Linked DNA regions of Homo sapiens: region 2 is linked to region 1. A link is a contact called in ENCODE Hi-C data. All regions are on one chromosome and are shown on one strand. Each heading gives the region's core, a stretch centred on a gene start or an enhancer-like site at or near the end of the contact. The rest is flanking DNA. Distances are from core to core; before and after follow the strand shown.

Evidence for each region. Hi-C counts contacts between places; a loop is a spot of excess contacts on that map. Pooled maps may share reads with other maps.
Region 2: a loop to region 1 is called in a pooled map, with 5 times the contacts of the local background. The contact joins two enhancer-like sites. A Hi-C loop is called at or near these places in 4 of 37 single-sample maps with no recorded cell type and 8 of 50 pooled maps.

What each region holds. Positions count from the first base shown.
Region 1 is chr9:89,420,257-89,423,873 of GRCh38, forward strand. The region is part of intron 2 of SEMA4D (semaphorin 4D); the gene reads right to left. Among named protein-coding and RNA genes, the nearest start is that of SEMA4D, 76 kb to the right of the region's middle. RefSeq lists an enhancer at 334-483. Within about 2 kb of position 1,960, at least 6 of the 41 ENCODE cell types and tissues checked have a DNase peak (open chromatin) inside an H3K27ac peak, as active enhancers do.
Region 2 is chr9:89,738,659-89,742,425 of GRCh38, forward strand. No RefSeq gene overlaps it. Among named protein-coding and RNA genes, the nearest start is that of LINC03062, 100 kb to the left of the region's middle. RefSeq lists a silencer at 2,341-2,390. Within about 2 kb of position 2,158, at least 2 of the 41 ENCODE cell types and tissues checked have a DNase peak (open chromatin) inside an H3K27ac peak, as active enhancers do.

The DNA.
Region 1 (3,617 bases), core at 710-3,209:
CCTACACATACACGGTTTGTTTCTTCTTTCTCAGCGTGCAACCCCACAGTTATGAGTTACCTGGCTTAAAAATGCAAACCCACACTTCTCATGTAATTACTCATCATGCTGTTTTAACTCATATCTCCCAACTCCTGACAGCACAGGTAAAAAGAATCCAATGGCCTGTTCATCAAAAAGCAATGAAATTAATTAGGAGAGAGAAGCATTTCCCTCTCATGGCCTTCACATCCTCTCCTGGTGCACCCCCTCTAGTGCAGGAGAGTGTGGGGCTCCAACGCCCAGGCCTTGCGAACAGGTATTTAGTGGTCGCTGATGGCAGAAGGACAGAGCCACTGGCAGCGCCTTCATCTGGCCTCCATCCTGCAGACATGACCTCGCCTTCTGGGCGTACTCCCTAAGCAGGGACCTGGTGTTCTTCAGCACACAGAGAAGACAAGTGGGATGAAGCAAGAGCAAGGGGCTCTGCAATCAGAGGAACCTGGGTTCCAGTCCTGGCTTCTCCAAGTTGTGTGTTCCTGAGGGAAGTTACTGAGCCTCTCTGGGCCTCTGTTTCCTTATCCAAAAAGTGGGCATACTAATACTGCCTGTCTCATTTGGTTATGAGGATCCATGACTAATCAGTTAATGCTTCCTAGTGCTTTCCTAGGTGCCCGATGCTGTTTAAGCACTGGGAGGCATTAACTATCATTCTTACCACTTGTGAAATGAAGCCAGTTATATCTGCCTAGCTAAGAAGACTCAGAGAGATATAACAAGCAGGGTGCAGCTATTAGCACATCTAACAACCCCTACTGCCAGGGACTGTGGGCTCCACCAGCCTCCTCCTGCACACACGGGGGATCGGGGCTTCCCCAGGTCCACATAGACTCCTGGAAGCAGGGCTTAGGAACACTGTGACAGGCAGCACTGCTGTGGCTGTGGACGGGGAGAGGGCCGTGAGCCCCTTCTGCTCAATCTCCTCATCCTGGCCCAGAAGCAGGTAAGGAAGTTCCGGAGGCAGAGAGCAATGGGGGACCTTCTGCTGAAATTGGCACTGCAGCACACACCTCGATGGGGTAGGCATGCATATTACAACACAATACCATTACACTCTGCTGAGCAGGGCACCCATGAGAAAGGCTGGCTACAAAGTACACAGACAGGGCCCGGAGGACATGTTTCCGCACCCTGCTGGGCAACACCTGCCAAGAAGCTACATCCAGAATCTCTGATCCAACAGTCCTCTACCAAGAATTCAGTATGGATATACCCCATGTGTGCAATATGACTGGAACGAGGCTATTCAATAGGTAAACTCCAAAGACACCCAGAAGTCCACCAGTGTGTGTGCGTCTATGTGCATGGGTACACACAGATACAGCATAGAACGTTTTCTATACAAATTATTGCACATTCCAGAGGATGGAATACTATGCAACTGTTAAAAAGAATAAAGCTGCAATTGTATGAAAGGGCGCTGTTCAGTAAAAAGTAAGGTTCCCAAAAATGTGAGTAGTATGTTTCCGTCTGTGCAGGCACATGGTGTGTGACCGTGTGTGTGCGTGTGTGTGTGTGTGTGGGTGTGCACACAGGCTCATCAGAAGGATGATTCAAGAGATCACAATTTAATCAAGAACCTGCTGGCAGCAATGCCTATAGAGAGAATTTGATCTGCAAAAGGAGTGTGCTTCATTTTTCATGATTTTGATTCTTTAGAACTATTCGAATTCCTTCCTTAATCATGTGGTTTTCTAACTAAAATATTTTAAATCTGATATCAAAAGTAAAATACAGTAATTGTAGAAAATTTGAAAAATTCAAGAAAGGCAAGAGAACACATTGCTGACGATCTCTAAAAAGGTTACACAGGTTATAACGCTGGTTAAAGTAAGATCCCAGCTCGGGTGTCTCCTGTACTAACTTTACTAAGAGGAAGATTTCATCAAAATGGAAATTTTTAAGAACAGCAGACAGACATGACATACAGTTCTGGTCTTTCTGGCATTTTGGTGAATTCCTCATTCTAAGAAACTCTGACTCATTCACTCAACAGTCACTACTGGAGGGTGTGGGGTGAAGGTGAGAGTCAGATATAGACTGTAGACCCCCAGCCCCTGCTTTCTGGCTTGGGGAGGGCAGGCCACAGCAACCGCACAGGACGGTTGGGGGGCCCTGCTGGCTCTGTAACATGGGAAGTGGGACAGGCAGGCTGGGAGCCATGCAAGAGGAGACCTGAAGTCCAAGAGAGAGGCTGGAGCCTACAGGCTGGTAGAGGAAGAGGGCCCGCGTGGGTCACGTCCAGGTCCTGTGTGTCCCTGCCCCGAGCACCATGCGTGCGCATCCCCGTGCCGTTTATTACGTGGTGCCCTCAGCAGCCTGTCACGGCTGTGCAATATTCCATAATTAAATATCATAATGTGGGACATTCCGATCCTTTCCAACTCTCCACTTACAATTCATTTTTCTTTAACCACCAGCAGTACCCGGCCAAGAATCTTTTCTGTCTGGAATGTTCACAGTGATGTTACAGAGGTCTAGGCACCACACAGAGGGCACTGGGAGATGGGCACGGGGGAGATTCCATGGTTCCATCATGTCTGTCTGCTGTTCTTGAAAATCTCCATTTTGATGAAATCTCTTAATAAAGTTAGTACAGAAGACACAAGTGCTGGGATCTTTAGTAGTCGTTACAACCTGTATAACCATTTTAGAGACTGTCAGCAATGTGTCAGCAATGTGTTCTTCTCTTGCCTTTCTTAAACAGAGGCTCAGGGCTTCTACTGATCAGGCTGACAGGTTTGCTTCCTTTAACTGGGAAATAATCACACATAACTTCCATGATTTATTTTCATTTGACTCTCTTCTAAAACTTTCAGTTAGTTGAGCTGAAGTCATTTTTGCAAAGTAATACTATATTTGCTATAAAATACAAGTCACCTAGCTCAAACTTTTTTTTTTTTTTTTTAAATTGAGATGGAGTTTCACTCTTGTTGCCCAGGCTGGAGTGCAATGGCGTGATCTCGGCTCACTGCAATCTCCACCTTCCGGGTTCAAGTGATTCTCCTGCCTCAGCCTCCCAAGTAGTTGGGATTACAGGCATGTGCCACCATGCCTGGCTAATTTTGTATTTTTCGTACACACAGGGTTTCTCCATGTTGGTCAGGCTGGTCTCAAACTCCCAACCTCGGTGATCCGTCCACCTCGGCCTCTCAAAGTGCTGGGATTATAGGCATGAGCCACTGTGTCCGGCCAGCTCAAACATTTTTTATGCTTCTTTCAAGTCTATTAGAAACCTTAATTGCTTCTTAGTTTCTCCCCCAACTATGGAGGAAGCATATTGTGATAGCTGCAGTGCCGGCTGTGAGGCCAGCTTGCCTGGTTCAGATTCCCATGCTGCCACATCCCAGCTGTGTGACCCAGAACAGGCCTCTGCCCCTTCCTATCCCTCAGATACTTCCTTAGCACCTCCCCTCCCTCTGCTACTCCCTCAGTACTTCACCTCCCCCGGCTATTACCTCAGCACCTCCCCTCCCTCAGCTACTCCCTCAGTGCCTCCCCTCCCTCCACTAATCCCTCAGCACCTCCCCTCCCTCAGCTACTCCCTCAGCACCTCCACTCCCTCAGCACCTCCCCTC
Region 2 (3,767 bases), core at 908-3,407, 320 kb after region 1:
GCGTCACCGAGAGCAGCAAGGATGGGACTGGTGTCAGACGAAGCCCTTGAAAGGGACACGCCAGCTTCTGGGGAGCAGCTTTCCCGGCACTGTCTCTGCAGCCTCAGCCTGGCCTAGCTCTGATTATGGCTCCCTCTCTTGGAGACCTTGTCACATGCCCTGCTGGGGATCTTGCCGATGTCCTTCCAGGACACTCTTCCCTGCTCTCACCTTGCTCTGTGCCTCAGAGGCTGCCCTAGATGAACTCTGTCAGACAGCTCCCCTACTTGGGCCTCCTTTTGAGGTTCCCTCAGTGGGGAGCATCCTATGCCTGAGCTGCAGGGTCTCACGGAGGTCCTGCCTCCACTTCACATACCTGGCTCCTGCTTTATCATTCTTTGAAGTTCACAGTCCTCCCTGAAACTCCATCATTCAGTGCACTCCTGTTTCCCCGTAGATAAGCTCAGGAAGAGCAGGAGCCTTTCTGTCTTGCTCACTGATGAATCCTTACCACCTAGAGTAGTGTGGCTCCTTGTAGATGCTCAATACATACTTGCCCAGTGAATGAACGAGGAATGTTTCTGTTTGGCTCCATGATGTCAAGTATTACAGTGATTGAAACCAATGAGTTGGAAATATAAATGAGAACACTATCAAGACCCATGTTCCTCAAATTAGCTTAATTTCTCTGAATTTGAGACTGTCCTTTCTCTTTTTGCTGTTCTTGCTGGCAAGCCCTGGGAAGGGGCAAAACAAAAACAAAAACAAAAACAAAACAACACAAAACAAAACAGTCCAAGTTTAATGAGGGATGCAGAAAAACCAGAGAGGAAGTGGAAGCCAAATGGCTCCATGGACTTCCAGCCACAGTGGCCACTTGCAGGAGAGCTTCCCTTAGGCTGGAGGGCACTGTCCAAGCATTTAACTCGTCTTTCAGTTTTCCTTGATCATCTCCAAAGTGGCACCCACATCCTTTCTTTCTCTCATTTTCTCCAAGCCGCTTGAGAAATTCACAAGAGTCATGGTTAGCGTCTGAGCGAGGAGAAGCTGGGGCTTAGAGGAGGAAGAGCTTCCAGCTGACCTCAGCAACTGCAGGGTTTAGTGATCTTTGGGCTGATTTTGAGTCAGAGGTGCCTTTCCTCCTTAATGCTAGAAGATGGTTATCACATGCATTGTTGTGCATGGGTTGACTGTTTTTGAAAATAACCCAAGAAAGAGTACAATGAAAAAATCTGAAAAACTGGTCATCAAGGGTTCTAGTAATGACCAGTATTTTCTTTCCTTGAAAGACCTAGTCGTTATCTATGTCCTTATTTCTCGGACTTCTGATGATACTGCATCATTAATATCTCCAACAAGGCCAGAAGGGCCACGGGGGTGCTGTCCTCACCTTGGAGACAGGGATCCACGTGCTGGCCCTGGTGGTCAGACAGGCAGGGGCTCAGTGGTGGAGTGGCAAAGGGGACCCGGCCTCAGAGGTCACTGTGCCTCAGTATTTTGGGCTTGCGAGTAGCTTTTTGTGTTGGCAAAGGGCTCTCAGTGCACCTGATATGGCTCACTCCCTGTCTGTAATCAGAGCCACGCTGCTAGACCCGGGTCATTTTCTGCTTCAGGAAAGGAGCCATGGCTGGGTGGTGGCTATCAGTCTAGAAACAGGGTTTCTGATTCTTTCGGCCAAGAATGATGGAAAAAATGGAGCTGGGGGTGAGAACTTAGCCCCAAACATCTTCTGTGAGTTAAGACTATTTTGTATTTCAACCCTTGATTTTGTTGCTACCTCCTTCCTCATTTTCTGGGGAAAAAAAAGTTCCTAACTGCACTTTAAATATATCTAGGCTGCTTGGGGCTTGGACAGACACTGCTATGTCGATGTTGCTAGCAGCGTTATTTGCAATAGCCAAAAGTTAGAAACAGCCCAGGAGGCAATCGATGGATGAGTAGATAAACAACATGTGGTCTATACATATGTATTAATTAGGTTTTTAATTTTTACTATTTCCTGATGCTGTGACATCTGGGACCTTGCTGACCCTGGAGGGGCTGCTCGTTCCAGGGACCAGCTGATTTCCAGTGAAGTTCCCCTGCAAACATCCCTTTCATAAGCAAACCAGCCAGTCCCAAGCCACCCCAACTACCTCCTCTATGGGGCTCTCACAGTCCAGGGCACTATCTCCCTGCACTCATCAGCCCAGGGCACGTACGAGACACCTAGGGACAGCCCCTGCACCCTAGAGCCTGCTGAAATCATGCAAACTAGCCAACCCTAAGCCTGCTTACCCTGCCTCGCTTGTTCCTTCCTGCGGAAACCCCAATAAAGGCTCCTGCCCACGTCTGCACCCCCTGCCCCCGTCCCCACCCCTGCCCCCTGACCCACCCTGGTGCTTCCTTGTGTGGCCCGGGGTGTGGCGTGCCCTGCCTCCTGTGTCCAGAGTCTGTGAATATTAACTTTCTCCTTCCTAACAGTCTTTTCTGTGTCTGAATTTCTTACTACACCTGATTGAAACAAATCCCCAGCACATTTTAAAACAACATACATGGAGTGTAATTCAGCCGTAAGAAGTAATGAAGTTCTGCCCCATGCTACAACATGGATGAAATTTTTTTTTTGTGTGTGTGTGTGTGTGTGATGGAGTCTTGCTCTTTTGCCAGGCTAGAGTGCAGTGGTGCTATCTCGGCTCACTGCAACCTCCGCCTCCTGGGTTCAAGCGATTCTCCTGCCTCAGCTTCCTGAGCAGCTGGGATTACAGGTGCATGCCACTGCGCCCGGCTAATTTTTTGTATTTTTAGTAGAGACGGGGTTTCAACATGTTAGCCAAGATGGTCTCGATCTCCTGATGTTGTGGTACACCCGCCTCAGCCTCCCAAAGTGCTGAGATTACAGGCGTGAGCCAAGGTGCCTGGCCACAACACGGATGAATCTTTTTTTTTTTTTTCTCTTTTTTTTTTAGAGACGGAGTTTCGCTCTTTCTCCCAGGCTGGACTGCAGTGGTGCTGTCTCGGCTCACTGTAAGCTCCGCCTCCCGGGTTCATGCCATTCTCCTGCCTCAGCCTCCCGAGTAGCTGGGATTACAGGCGCCCGCCACCGCGCCCGGCTAATTTTTTGTATTTTTAGTAGAGACGGGGTTTCACCGTGTTAGCCAAGATGGTCTCGATCTCCTGACCTCGTGATCCGCCCGCCTCGGCCTCCCAAAGTGCTGGGATTACAGGCTTGAGCCACCGCGCCTGGCCACGGATGAATCTTAAGGATGTTATGTTAAGTGAAGCAAGCCAGGCCCCCAAATGCTCCGACATACCGTGAAACACAACTGAGGGGTAAGAAAGAACAAACTATTGATCCCTGCGACAACTTGAATGAGCCTCCAAGGCATTAGGGTGAAAGAAGGCAATCTCAAAAGGCTACACATCCATGTATATGACATTCCTGAAAAGGTGACCTAGGGAGAAAGAGTAGATTGGTAGTTGTAAGCGGTTGGGGTGGGGGAGGTTGTGAATATAAAGGGGAGGTACAGGGAGTTTTCTTGGGGGATAGAACATCTCTGTATCCCAGTTGCAGTGGTGGTTACACAATCTATACATGTCTTAAAGCTCATAGAACAGTACACTGAAATAGTTATTTTTATTATTTATTAATTGAAAAAGGACAAAAGAGGTAAAATGACTCTATCAATTCAATTGAGATGTCATTATTTTTATTTTTATATTTATTTATTTATTTATTTGAGATGGAGAATTGCTCTACAAGGCTGGAGTGCAGTGGTGAGATCTCGGCTCACTGCAACTTCTGCCTC